Linked DNA regions of Homo sapiens: region 1 is linked to region 2. Evidence: chromatin contacts called from ENCODE Hi-C or POLR2A ChIA-PET data. All regions are on one chromosome and are shown on one strand. Each heading gives the region's core, a stretch centred on a gene start or an enhancer-like site at or near the end of the contact. The rest is flanking DNA. Distances are from core to core; before and after follow the strand shown. Region 1 holds the start of LINC02420 (long intergenic non-protein coding RNA 2420). Region 2 overlaps LOC124902956 (a long non-coding RNA gene).

The links. Hi-C counts contacts between places; a loop is a spot of excess contacts on that map. ChIA-PET counts read pairs that join two places held with the same protein, here RNA polymerase II (POLR2A). Pooled maps may share reads with other maps.
Region 1: a loop to region 2 is called in a map of naive thymus-derived CD4-positive, alpha-beta T cell, with 7 times the contacts of the local background. The contact joins the promoter of LINC02420 here to the enhancer-like site in region 2. A Hi-C loop is called at or near these places in 1 of 168 maps with a recorded cell type or tissue (naive thymus-derived CD4-positive, alpha-beta T cell), 1 of 37 single-sample maps with no recorded cell type and 8 of 50 pooled maps. POLR2A ChIA-PET finds 5 or more read pairs at or near these places in 2 of 52 experiments (H1 and WTC11).

The regions. Positions count from the first base shown.
Region 1 is chr12:67,438,226-67,445,579 of GRCh38, forward strand. LINC02420 (long intergenic non-protein coding RNA 2420) reads right to left here and starts at 4,334. Exons shown (of 2, transcript NR_146500.1): 1 at 4,069-4,334; 2 at 2,773-3,247. All of the region lies in intron 3 of LOC105369812 (a long non-coding RNA gene), which reads left to right.
Region 2 is chr12:66,895,607-66,902,821 of GRCh38, forward strand. It overlaps LOC124902956 (a long non-coding RNA gene), which reads right to left. Exons shown (of 2, transcript XR_007063353.1): 2 at 5,514-7,215. It also overlaps a transcript of GRIP1 not described here. Among named protein-coding and RNA genes, the nearest start is that of GRIP1, 220 kb to the left of the region's middle. RefSeq lists an enhancer at 5,576-5,785. Within about 2 kb of position 5,690, at least 2 of the 41 ENCODE cell types and tissues checked have a DNase peak (open chromatin) inside an H3K27ac peak, as active enhancers do.

The DNA of each region.
Region 1 (7,354 bases), core at 3,084-5,583, 540 kb after region 2:
AGTACTAATAGTCATATTGACTTTCAAGTCTTAAGACACTGACCTTAGTTTGGGGACTGATAGTGGGACTGATGTAATGCCCATCTAAGAAAGGATACCTGGGCCGGGTATGGTGGCTCATGCCTGTAATCCCAGCACTTTGGGAGGCCAAGGCAGGTGGATCACCTGAGGTCAGGAGTTCGAGACCAGCCTGGCCAACATGGCGAAATCCTGTTTCTACTAAAAATACAAAAAAATTAGCCAGGCATGGTGGTGTGCACCTGTAATCCCAGCTACTGGGGAGGCTGAAGTGGGAGAATCACTTGAACTCGGGAGGCGGAGGTTGCAGTGAGCTGAGACTTCGTCTCAAAAAACAAAATAGAAAGGACACCTGTGTAGGGGTGAGCAGACCAGCCTCCTGGTGTTCACGGATGAACTTAATCAAGGAGAGTGGGGGGTGGGGCAAAACCCCTTTACAAATCAATTACATTGGAGAAAGAGAAGCAGACTTCAGATAGAAAAGTTATTTACTATGTGTTAAGAGCTATCCGTCTTCTTGGAGTAGAACGACCCATGAGTATGTTTTTGTGAAAGTTCTTCCAGACACGTGGAGGAAATTGTCCCCCCCTCTATTCTTTACTCCTTATGTGCCCATCATCTCTGGAAGTAGTTGAAATACACAGTGCTGTGGTTTGATTCTGTCCCCACCCAAATCTCATCTCGAATTGTAATCCCCACGTGTTGGGGGAGGAACCTGGTGGAAGGTGTTTGGATCACGGGGGCGGTCTCCCCCTTGCTTTACTCGTGAAAGTGAAGGAGTTCTCACGAGATCTGATGGTTTAAAAGTGGTATTTTCCTCTACTCTCTCTCTTGCCTTCTGCCATGTAAGATGTGCCTTGCTTTCCCTTCATCTTCTGCCATAATTGTAAGTTTCCTGAGGCCTCCCCAACCATGTGGAACTGTGAATCAGTTAAAGCTTTTTCTTCATAAATTACTCAGTCTCAGGTAGTTCTTTATAGCAGTATGAAAATAGACTAATACACACAGTGATCACTTTTTATCACATAATTAAATTAAAGAAAGTAGTAAACAGAAGAAAATACTCTGTAATCATATCAAACAAAGTGAGTGTTGCTTGTACCCAAAATTTCTGGGCCAACTCAATTCTAGAGTCTTATTCATCCCCCAAGTAATGCTATGGATCTTCCTGCCTCTTTGTTTAAAGCCCATCCCTGAAGTCTACCCAAGAGGCTGACTTTGATCTCCAAGTTCTGTGCCACATACATCTCCATTAGAATATGTTGCTCATTTCTCCTTCAGGGCTAACCTTTGTATGCAGCATTCATTTACTCATTTAAGACATTTTTGAGCTTGGGCTGTAATCAGTTCAAGGGATACAAGTTTATTCACCATTATGAACAAATTAAACCTGGTTCTGGCCCACGTGGAGCTTGAAGTTTACTGAGGGACATAGACAAATAAGAAAGAGTGATGTGGCGTCACAACTACTTTGACAGAAGTTAAACAGAAGTCACAGGGAGCACAGAGGAGAGAAATGAAGAATGCTACTCTCCCATAGAAAACCAGAAAGACCTCTCTGCCTCTGCTGGTCTCAGGTCTCATCTTCTAGGTATTTCCACTACCTTTTTATCCTCATTCCTGCCTCTGGAGAGCCAAAGGCCACAAGGTGGAACTGCCCATTTCGGTGACTTTCAGCCACATAGCCAGTTAGAAGTCATCTTCTTTTTACCCTTACTATTTGGCAAGTCCCTGTTCTGCATCATTTTTGCCAAACCAGGTTTTCCTCCTAACGTCCTCTGGCCACAGGTTCCTCTTGGCCCACAACAAATGACCAAGGGTTTCCTATTGACAGGAAGATAAGGCTACTATCTCAGTGGGACAAGGATTTAGGGTCATTGTCCCAGGAGTGATGATGCCTCATGCTCTTTGTGACACCTCTAGGTTAAGGGCTTAGGAGAAGACTTTTGTGGTTGTGGGGAGAGTTTTCTCTCTAAAACTAACAAGACTGTATGGGAATATCATCAGCTCCTGAGGCTTCATTAGAGGTGAGCTCTAACCAGAGGATATAGGGGGGAACTAATGATATTAAGTCAACTATTCAAATGAAGAGATTTGCATGCATTTCTAAGCTCAGGACCTGGTAAACCTGCTAGAATTTTAATAATTTAAGCTGTGGCCATCAGCATTTTTATTACACATTGATTGACTACACTGGGTAGGAAATACGCATTAATAAATTCTATTGGATACTTCTGGGGATGAGGTGAAAGTTTCAAGATGAATAGTATTTATTTCTGTACAACAACCACAGCTCTTCTCTTATTCTTTGTGACTCTTATTCAGCTCACATCACAGCAAATGAAGTAACAAGATCACACATTTGTTGTATTCTATGGACCCTCTCTTTCACAGAACCATTACATTACCAGGTTACCCACTGGCTACCCACTGGCTTGAGACTGACAATTCATTAGGTTTTTTTTGTTTGTTTGTTTTTGAGAGGGAGTCTTGCTCTGTTGCCCAGGCCGGAGTGCAGTGGAATGATCTCAGCTCACTGCAACCTCCACCTCTTGGGCTCAAGTGATTCTCCTGCCTCAGCCTCTTGAGTAGCTGGTACTACAGGTATGCACCACCATGCCCAGCTAATTTTTGTATTTTTAATAGAGACAAGGTTTCACCATGTTGGCCATGCTGGTCTTGAACTCCTGACCTCAGGTGATCCACCCGCCTTGGCCTCCCAAAGTGCTGGGATTACAGACATGAGCCACTATGCCCAACTGAACTGATATTTTTATTATCTTTTTTTTTTTCCAGTCGAGAAGCCTGAGCCTCAGAGGGGTAAGTGACTCCTCTCATTTATGCTGCTGGCGTCTGGTGAGGCTTAGTCTCGGCATTCAGGTGTGCAGATGGTTATGTGTGTGGTGGGGAGTAGAAGTCTCTTCTTAATGTTCTGCTGACTGCTCAGTATTTTATGATGAGCCCAAGTCATTTGTCTTGCATCAGTTTTTCCTCCCTTGCTCTAATGCTTCTCTTTAGATAGAGCAAATGTATTCTTTTGTTCACCAGCTGGTCCTTTTACCTTTGAGGAGGTAAAAGAAGTAGGTTTCCAGCAGGGGAAGAGGGAGTATGAATGAAGGTCATGGGAGCATAGAGCAGGAAGAAATGGTCCCAGAGGAGTTGCCTAGTGGCCACCTAGGATGAGAGGCAGATTCGTTGAATCTGTCTTCGATGTAAGGTGATGCTGTGCCTACGGGGATGAAAGAAATGGCAGTGAGGGTGAGCAGCTTCCCAGAATACACCTGGGCCCCGTGCTCATGGTCACTTGTTGGTTGGAGCCACATCTGGGTCTGAGATTCAGGCTGGACACAAGATTGCTGTGATGGATGTACTTTCATTTCATCACATCCTATTTGTATCACAGCAATATCAAGAAAATGAACACACAAAGCTAGATCACCATGGAGAGAAGGCAGTTTAGATGTATTTGTTTTTTCCCCCTGTATTTTTAATGTTTTGCTTGATTTCTCATCATTTGAAGTTGCTCCTCTGATGTTACAGAGATAACATTTGCCTGATGATCTCAGCTAGAAAGTGGTCACAGGAGTAGCATTCCACAGGACACTGAGCATTCGCTCTTGGGAGCACATCGTTTGTATAAGGGCAAAGGAAAAGAAAGGGCAGCCAAGGCTGGGGCGGAAACGCAGCGCCCTCACCTTCGAGAAGGAAGCATGGGGAAGGCGCCCTCTTGTGGAACTCGGCTCACTGTCTAATCTGCCTGGTAACAGGCGCTCTTTATACCAACGGATATATTTTTCCCCATGGATTTGTGTTTGAAGGTATTCTTAGAAAATTTTGAGTACAACTCTCGGCTGCTTTTCATATCCACCAAGAACTGACAATCTGAAGTCAATGTGAAATTCAAAAGGTGGCATTTTTTTAAGAGAGCCAGATTAACTGTGAATTATCTCCCAAATTGGCATGTTGGGTAATTATTTTCATATTTTGGTGCAGAGCCTTTCAAAATATGGGTTTTGCAATTACGTTAAAAAAAAAACCTACTTCTCTCACCTGTGTAGGATTTAAGCAAAGCCCAGGCAGTTTGAGGTTATTTTTAGTCCTGATTAATTATTCAGCCAAGATAATTCCAAGTTCAGCAGCTTATTTGGAAGAGACATGACAGCTGGGCTCTCAAGTCAGCCTCAGGTCAAAGCCGACATCTTCATAGCAAAACCGTGCTCTCCCCACATTTTGGGGAGAGGGCAGCGGGTTGCATTTTCTGTGGCACTGGTGTCAGCTTTGCCAGCCTGGAGCCGGTGAGTGGAGGGAGAAACTGCTGATTCGGGGGCCTTCAGACATGGCCGATTTCACAGCAGCGAAAATAGGTCACTAATGACACGTGGCAATGAGCCAATAAACTGTGGCCAGGAGCTCCGAACGGTCTGCTGGTGGCAAGATACATTTCACTAGAACTCCAGGAAGAAAGCAATCTGCTTTCATTTGTTTAAAACAACCATAGGGTTGCAGAACTCAGAGGCCAAGATTGTTATCTCTCTCCCCCTTACCTTTATATTCCTAAACGTTCAAGTTTATTGTTTCAGTTTATCCCTTTTCCCATGCACTGAAATAACTGTGGCGCTCTTGCTTCTTTTTTGAATAGTCAAGCTGATATGATTCTTTTTTCCCCTCAAGTGCCAGGGGGGAGAATGAAGATGATATGGTTTGGCTTTGTGTCCCCACCTGAATCTCATCTTGAATTGTAATCCCCACGTGTGGAGGGAGGGTCCTGATGGGAGGTGATTGGGGGCTATTGGGAGGATCATGAGGACGGTTTCCCCCATGCTGTTCTCGTGATAGTGAGGGAGGGCTCGCGAGATCTGATGGTTTACAAGCGGCAGTTTCCCCTGCGGCTCTTTTTCCTGCTGCCATGCAAGAGGTACCTTGCTTCTCCTTTGCATTCTGCCACAATTGTAAGTTTCCAGAGGCCTCCCAGCCATGTGGAACTGTGGGTCAATTAAACCTTTTTTCTTCATAAGTTACTCAGTCCCGGGTGTGTCTTCATAGCAATGTGAGAACAGACTAATACAGGAGACAATGATGATATTATCCTTTCTGAATCCCTCTGTGTTGATGCTGATGTGGCTCTAGTCGGTTTAGTCCATACCATACTGATCTTCATAAAACCGTCTCTGTGATTTGGGAGCAGTGTCATGTGTTGCTATTATGTGAGAAAATAGTATTTTTACTTCATTTTGGGTAGTCACTCTGGATTGATGTTTCATGTTAATCTCCTAAAAGAAGAAGGGGGGATTGTAGAGAAGAAGGCTGGGAATGGCTAATCACCTTCCATATAGGCCTGGTGTGATTCAGAACAGAGCTTAGACCAGAGATTCCCAAACCAAAGTGAGCCTCAGCATTCCTGGGAGGTCCTGTTAAAACCTAGGTGGCTGGGCCTCACTCTCTTATTCTGATTCAGTAGGTTTGTACGAAGAGCCCAAGAATGTGCATTTCTAACAAGTTTCCAGGTGATGCTTGTATTGCTGATTCAGGGACCTGCATAAACCTGAAGTGCTGGCTTAGGTAGGTCAGCAGTAGCCTCAGCACTGCCCCACATAAGCAATTTCCCCATCCTAGAACTTCCTCCACACTGCAGACAGTTTAAGAGTAGAGACCATTTCTCATTCATCTTTGAATTTCCAGACTCCAGCACAGTGCTTGACACAGATGTGTTAAATAGTTGTTGAATGAATTAATGACTGAACTCTATCAGCTGATCTTCTTAGAATTTCTTACTTGAAGTGGGTAATCAGAGATGTTTTACTGAAACTCTGGAATTACCTTAAATAGGATATTGGTTGCATTGAATGTAAATGACGAAATCACTGAAATTAATATTTTAAAAGACAATGGGCTGGGTGCGGTGGCTCACACCTGTGATCCCAGCACTTTGGGAGGTGGGGTGGGGTGGGGGTGGATCACGAGGTCAGGAGTTCGAGGCCAACCAATATGGTAAAACCCCATCTCTACTAAAAAATACAAAAATTAGCCAGGCATGGTGGCGCATGCCTATAGTCCCAGCTACTCAGGAGGCTGAGGCAGGAGGATCACTTGAACCCGGGAGGCAGAGGTTGCAGTGAGCTGAGATTGTGCCACTAAACTCCAGCCTGGGTGACAGAGCGAGACTCCATCTCAAAAAACAAGACAAAAAACAATGGAGTAAGGAGAAATAAGGCAACATGCTCTCCTAAGGGTTGCTCAGGTTGAACAAAAGGAGCTAGGTTTTAGGAAGAAGCTGGGCAGAGGAAAGGTGGGCCTACCAAAGCGAACAAGGTGTTTTACCACCATTTGTAATGAGAGACAGAAACCTTCTGCAAGGAGTGTATTAAGAAGATGACCTGGCACCTTTTCCCTGGAAGGTCCCATTCACTGAACCTCACAGGGCAGGGTAAGACATAGTTCTTGTATCAAGGAAGAGTTTTTGGCATGGTTTGTGACTTAGGGACTATGTAATATGTTGGTAACCAGTATGTAAACCCTGGAGATCAGCTCCTAGGACTCCTCTGATCTGTGTGTTCATTCTTTTATTTGGATGGGAACGAAGGGAAGAATGGAGTTTGAGTCTGGTTTGGTTGGAACCTTCCATCCCTCATGACCTTACGGCTGCCTTAGCGTGTGTCCTCTCCACGTGTTGCTGGGCATTTTCTGGCATGCCTCTTTTGTTTTTTGTGGCTTTCTTTTTCTCATGCTATCCTTCTGCTTGGAATGTCTCTCTCTACTGTCCAACCAGCCTAATCCTGGATAATTCAGACTTAACCATTTATAACTTCCCCTAGAAGCTACCTCTCCCAGGAAGTATCTTTAGGTGTCTCTTCTCTGTGTTCTTATAATACCCTATGAATACCTCAATCACTCATTCACTTATTCATTCAACAATTATCTATTGAGTTCCTAATAGGTGCTAGGCATAGTGCTAGTCATTGGGGATATAAAGATGGACATGACATAGCTCTTGTCCTTAAGTAGCTCATTGCCTAGTGAGAGGATATAAATAATTAAACAAGTAATTGCAATACGAAGTGCAAAGTCCTCAGATAGGAGTAAGCACTGTTGCTATGGAAATACCTAGAAAGGACGCCTAACTCTAACTTGAGGTGTCAAGGAGCATTTTCTAGATTAGCAATCCCCAACTTTTTTGGCACCAGGGGCCAGTTTTGTGGAAGACAATTTTTCCACTGATGGGCAAGGGGAGGGATGGTTTCAGGATGAAACTGTTTCACCTCAGATCATCAGGCATTAGATTCTCATAAGGAACGTGCAACCTAGACCCCTCGCATGCACAGTTCACAATAGGGTTCAC
Region 2 (7,215 bases), core at 4,440-6,939:
TTCTCTACTGGGCACCATTAACAAGCAGAAATGAGATTTGATTAGCAACCACTGCCTTATTCAAGAATTTCTCCCCAAAGGTAAAGCTGGCCGCAGACCCACCACTACCTCCTGCAGTTAATGTAACCAGTGGTACTGGTTTACTTTCATATTAATGTTCATTTACCAGAAGATGAGGAAGTTATATACACTCCATAGTACACTGTGTTTCTTATCATATTTTTAAAAGCAACACTAATACATTTTTGTTACTAGTTTAGCCTAAATAATAAATGTGTTTAAAACTCAAAATGACTATGGCCACTTCTTATATCAGAGGGGAAAGTTAAAATTCCTGTCATTGAGAAAAAAGTCACTGCCAGTTCTGCTATACTGGTAAAGAATCAATGGTCATTTTGTTTAGCAAGATATTAACAAATTTTTAGACAAAGGCAGGCATGAAGTCAAATAAGGAGTTGCCAGCTAGACAACTGTGCATAAAATGCGAGAAAAACTGTATTTAAAGTATAGCTAGAACTGGAGCAGGATGAAGCTGCAAGAGACTGGAGCTTGCTACAAGGGTGACCTAAGAGAATTCTGTGATGGGATGACTGGAGGACATTTAGAAACAGAAAATTCTAAATTCAGTTTGAGGTTGTGTTGTGGTGATGGAACTGCTAACTGATCCCTGTTGCCCCAAACATTCAATAAAGTCTGTTATACCTAAAAATGCCTTGTGTGTGTGCAATCCACAGGGAAGTCTAGGAGGAGAAGGAAGCCAGGTATGGGTCACTATGGAGCATAGGGAAGCAGATGGCAAGGGAGATCAACACTTCAATGGGAACTGAAAGTCAAAGTCAGAGTGACTGTGAGAATATTACCTCTGAGGAATTTGAAAAAAAAAAAAAAAACTTTGGTGGGCCTGAATGCCCCATTGGATGTAGAAAAGAGGGTTTTTGTCAGTGTTTTGTGAATCCAGTCAAGAAGGGCTTCTAAGGTGTCATCTGTGATATGCTTTTGCATATGAATGGCTACCCCTTCCAGAGATGTGGTTGTGGTATAAGTTAATGTCATGGTGACATAAAGAAAGATGTGAAGGGGTTAAAATACTGCTGCAAAGAACAGCTCTGGCAGACTGAAGAATAAGTCAGGAAGCTGTTTTTAGAATCAAGAGAGTTCTAAGTTAACCAGCCATAATAAATTCTGTATTCGAAGTTAAGTGTCACGAAACAAGAATTAAGAAGATAGCTTGGCAGTTTTCTGGTTCCAAGATTTCAAAAACATTCCCATGATAAAGGAACAAATAATTAGAATGTGTCAAGGCATTTTCCAGACACTCTTCCGAAGACCTGTTCCGAAGGCAACACGAAGCTGCTCTGAGAGGCAGTGTCACACAGTGGTTACACGTGCAGGCTCGGGAGCCAGTTTGCCTGAGTCCAAGTGCTAGCTCAGCTGTTTGCCAGCTGCGTGCTCCTGGGTATGTTGCTTATATTTGCTGTGATTCCATTTTCTTATCTATAAAATGTGAACAATAATAAACAGTTAGAAATTCACAGTGTTGTCGGGAAGATGGCATGAATCAATGCATGGGAAGCACTTAGATGGGCACCCACCACCCAGGAGGCACTCGGTATGTGTCAATGCTCTTTTCATGAAAGAGCTATAAGCGCTCACTGAAAGTGCCCTAAAGCCCTGCCCCAAGAGCTAAGAATCACACTCCCCTACTTAGGGAGAAAGCTTAAGGTCACAGTTTTGGAGTCTTCCATGGAGGTGAGAATCAAGACAGAGCAACTTTCAGAGTTTCTGCCTCCTTATTAGCCTCTGAAAATACAGAAAACTCCACTAGTTTAACAACTGCACATGCTATAATACCATTTAGGTCAGAAAAATACAATGTTCCCTTAATTAAGACCCAGAGGTTACAGCTGAGGAAGGCAATCAGCCGCTTCAGAACATATGCTTCAAAGACCAACCTACAAATGCATGGGAGGCAGTCATGATGGTGGCGGATGAGCTAAACAGACAAGGGTTTTCTCTAAATAGAGATTTTCACAAACAGTTGATGAAATGGCAGTACACCAGGTAACAGATCCAATTATGGCAAAACAGGGGAAATTAACGCTATGCCTCAGGCATACCGTGTTTAGACCAGTGATTTCTTTTTGTGAATTCTAATATGTATTTTTTACTGTGATTTTGAAATACCTTTCTAATGTTTCCTTGTTCAAGATGTAAGTGTGAATCCAAACACATGCATACACACCAGTTATGGCTTTGTAAAACCAAGTAATAATAATCCGCCACAAATTGCTAGGATCCATTTTTCAATAAAAAATAAAAGCCAAATCCTCGCAAAACAAAGAAAAATAATCAGTACTGACAAGAATACATTGCCTAACCTGTGTACTGTAAAATCTCAAGCAACAGTACAGTAGTTAAAGGGGAAAATAATGTTTATTTATCACCTTTATCACCTAAATGCGTGTCCAAATACTATGTTCCACATTCCCCAAAAAATCTACAAAGTGGAGGAATTTTTAAGATCCTTTTATTTATGTTAGCCGAGGCAAGAACTGAGATTCAAAAGCAGTTCTGTCTGAGTTCAAAGCCTGTGTTGTGCCCACTACACTAATATCCCGAGACACAGAGTCCTTAGCCTTCCTCAGGAACTGGTTATAGCTTATGGCATTTTTTTCTTTAATGATGCTCACTCCTAAGAAATGTTTCCTAATATTTAATCTAAATCCCTCTCTTCTCTTCCAGTTTAAACAATTCCTTTTATTTGTGTCCTCGATGGGGAGAGAGAACATTGGTCAGTGTCCTCCTTAATAACAGCTCTTTAACAGTTATTAAATTGCTTCTACTCCAGGCTAAATGCATCCAACTCCTTTAACCTTTTGTTAAAGGGCCAATTTTCTAACCTATTGATAATTGCATTTGCTCTTCTCTGGACCTTTTCCAAGCTCTGGATGCTGCCCTCAAAATTCATATATATACACTCCTCTTATCATGAAGAGCCTATGCCAAGTAAAGCTAAAATAATCCTTCCCAGTTCTTTCATAAGAGAAAGAGATTCTTAATTTTAATAAAAGCTTTATTTTGTTAGGATATTCGTTAGCAATTTACAATCCCTTATCGTTACAGATTTCTTTTTATGACACTCTTTCCTAGTCCAGCTTGTGCCCAATGTAGTGTGTTTATTAGCAACAATTACAATAACTACCTTGAAATTACTCTCTAAAAACATGCCAAGTGCTTTGATGCCTAGAGGGATAGCAGCCTGTGCTGACAGGGATTGAGTTGTTGAACAGGAAAGTTTATGTAAGGCCTCAACACCAAGGATCCTGGCAGTAGCAAGAAGAAACAGAGCATTATGACAGAGCATGCATGTGACAGCATCAGTATCTTCTTACAGCAGGGGCATGTAGCACAGAAAGGGATCAGGTTGTCTTGTTTTTCTGGTGTTGTATCCCTAGCGCTTCTCTTTGCATTTCTGCCTGGGTAACTCACTCTAATTTCTCAATTTATGTCCATATTGCTTCTTGGATCACTCTTTTAATTCACCCCAGACTGAACTTGATCTCTATCTTCTTTGACATTAGCAGTCCCATAGAAAGTTGCAGGAAGGCAAGTAAGAGTACCCAGGTCCAATAAAGGCTTAAAGGGAGCTCTCTCATTCACTAGTCAATGAAACACTCATTCAGTGAAATGCTGCTGTCAGGACAGAATGTACTTCCTGTAGACATCATTGGAAAGAAACTGTTCCTGTCCCATGTGAAAAAAAATTTTTTTTTTTGAGTCAGGGTCCTGCTCTGTCACCCAGGCAGGAATGCAGTGGCACGATCATAGCTCAGTACATTCTCAAACTCCTGAACTCAAGTGATCCCCCACCTCAGCCTCCTGAGTAGCTAGGATTACAAATTCACGCCACCATACCTGGCTATTTTTTTTTAATTTTTTATAGAGATGAGGTCTTGCTATATTGTCCAGGCTGGTTGAAAACTCCTGGCCTAATGCAATCCTCCCATCTTGGCCTCCCAAAGCACTGGGATTACAAGCATGAGCCACTGCATCCAACCCATGTGAGATTCTAACCTCATACAACTCATCTTTTGCTATGGGGTAGATACTAGACTTCAATTGCTCATGCATGCAGAACTACTCTGTCCTATACTTCTCTATCCCACAACTACTGCAATGAGTGCTGCTGTGAAATGTCTCTGGGCCTCTTTGAAAATCTCCATATTCACAGGAGAACAAAGAAGGGAACAGCAGAAATAGCTGTGAATACATTCTCCATTCTTGGGCAGGACCAGTCTATATATGTGATTTTCAGGCAGGCACTTCCTGCCTGAAAATGTCCTCTTGAATGCTAGCAGAAATAGCTGTGAATACATTCTCCATTCTTGGGCAGGATAGCATATGTGATTTTTAGGCAGGCACTTCCTGCCTGAAAATGTCCTCTTGAATGTTAGAAATAAGTGGAAAAGGAGGAAATTAGAGTTGGGAGAAGTAAAGAGATTGGTGAAGCAGGAATAGATGTTTTTGTATTACAGTCATGGAAAAGGTAAAGAAAATAGTATCAGGTGTGATTAGGCTTGTCTGTATATAATAGAAACTCCCAATATGTGGCTTAAACAAGACAGGTTTGTTTCCTCTTCAGATAAATGAAGTAGAGATGTAAGCATTTGTTATGAATGTCTGTACCCCTCCAAAATGCAAAAGTTGAAATCCTAACCCCCACCCTTATAAAAGAGACCCCAGAGAGCTCACTCTCTCCTTCTACTATGTTAGGACAGAGGGCAAACACTGCCATCACATCTATGAAGCAGGAAACAGCCCTCACTGGACACCAAATCTGCCAGCCTCTTGATCTTGGACTTCCTAGCCTCCGGAACTGTGAAAAGTAAGTATCTTTTGCTTAAGCCACCCAGTCTTAGCCTGAACTGACTAAAACAGACACATACACTGCTATAGCAGGTCCAAAGTCATCAGGAACTCTAGAGCCTATCTTTCTACATAGTTTCTATCTGCAAGGCCTAAGGTGGCTATAGTGCTTCAGATATTACATTTCAGGCAAAAAGAGGAGGAAGAAGGGAAGGGCCAAAAAGATTTCCCTCTCAACTGAGTCAGCCTGCTTCACATAGCCTTCCCGAAAGCACACCCAAGGACTTCTACCTAATCTCATTGACCACCCATGGGAAGCTAGGAAATAAGAGTGTGTATCTGGGCACATTGCCAACTGGAAAAACATCAGGTTTCTAGGAGTAAATGGAGAATGGATATTGGGTAGGCAACTAGCAGTTTCTAAGCTAAAAGCTAAGACAAAATACTTTCGGTCTTGGCTCTTAAATCCTGCATGTTTTTTGAAAGTAGGAAGGGAATGCACTGCTATTTCCCTAATTTGACATTTCTCCCATGGGAGTAGAGATACATGAATGAAAATGAACCAGAATATTTAAATCAGCTGCATGGAAATTTATCACTCACATCTTCCAAATTATTTTTAAGTTTAAAATGAAAGGAAATCTTGATTACATGGGTTAAAAGAACAACTTTATTATATCAGAGGGAGCTATTCAAACTGAAATGTACAGCTTTGTTTTGAAAACAAAAACCATCCATTAGAGGGGGAGTTAGTTCATCAAAAGAAAGAATGAAACCAGTAAACATCTGCAATTTCACATGATGAGGGGAACAAAATATAAAGCTCAGTTATTTTAAGCAATAGACAAAAGAAAAAGTGAAAGCAGAAGTAGGCCTAAGACTTGTCACTCTTGCTGCCACAGGGCATACCACTCAATCACTCCGTGTGGACACATCTGGTGGAAAGGGAGGCCCTCCATATTTCACTCAGTTCTGCTTATGCTTCTTGAGACCCTCCAAATAGAAAAATCACATTATATATTTTGACAAGAGGCTTTCTTGTTTGCAAAGGTATCAAATAGTCTTACAAGGGAAGATGGCACACATTAAGAGATCATTTTTATGATGAAGAATAAAAGCCCTTCAATTCAAGGCTATGTCAGGAAAGCTGGGATGTACAGTAGCCTTAATAAACTTGGATTGACCTTTACAATCAGGAACTATAAGACTCTACCTGAGACTTACTGTTCTGCAAATGACACCTAAACCACAGGTCCAAGTCTCATATCCGGTCTGAGGGAAACCTGGCATCAGGCAAGAGACACGGAGCAACAGGAAGGGCAAAGACCTGCTCTTATTTCCTTGTTACCTTCTCACTGCCATAATGAACTAAAGTTCCATTGAGTGTTCCACAATTGTATTGTAATGTTTGGGAAGCAACGGCATACATAAAGTCTTCTCAAAATTATAATGCATTCAGCAACAAAAAACTTTAAGTATTTCTTGCTGAGTTGATCCTTCAGATCATGTGCATATGGGCAGAAAACATGAGCTTTGCAGTCAGAAATACTTGGTGGAGAATTAAGACCCATGATTCACTGGGCAAGGGTAACACTGGGAAAGCAATTAATATTTTTCACATGCAAAACTGGGGAACTAGTTCTTTACAGTGGTGTTGCAATGATTCAATGAGATGATACACAGCAAGCACCTGGCACTTAGCAGATATTCAACAAGTGTTAGAATCTCTCCCTCTCTCCCACCTCCCCAGACTTCTTTCCCACTCTCAACAATTCACTGTTTTGGATTTACATTCACATATTTAGCAAAATTTGATCATATTAATATATTATGAGGTTAAATGAGAATGCCAATCATATCACCAACATGGATTAAAAACTTTTGTTCCTTTACAATGTGACATTAGTCATAGACCTCCAAGAAATAGCTGGCCTGAGGGATGGTTTCAGGCAAAGATTCTGGGATGGTGCAGAAGTATGTGAACACCACCAGCTTCAAATCTCAGATCAGCTGAGCAGTCTCCCAGATGTCATTCAGCAGTCTTCCTCCTATACTCAGTCCTTTGCTCCAGGACTAGAAGACAACTCGTGAAAACTGCCAGTTTCATTCATCAGCTCAAAGTTGAGGTTACCAAGTAGGCCACTTCGGAATATTGCAAAAGAGATACAGGGAGAGATGAAAGTGAACTGGAATTTTTCATACCAATGACTTAATATGGGAAATAGTGACAATCTTCTGGGAAAATTCACTTAGACATCATTTAATATATTTGGATATAGACACAGAAATACTGATGTTGTTGTTTTAAGAGCTTGTATTTCGAATGAAATATAAAGACCCTTAAATGCA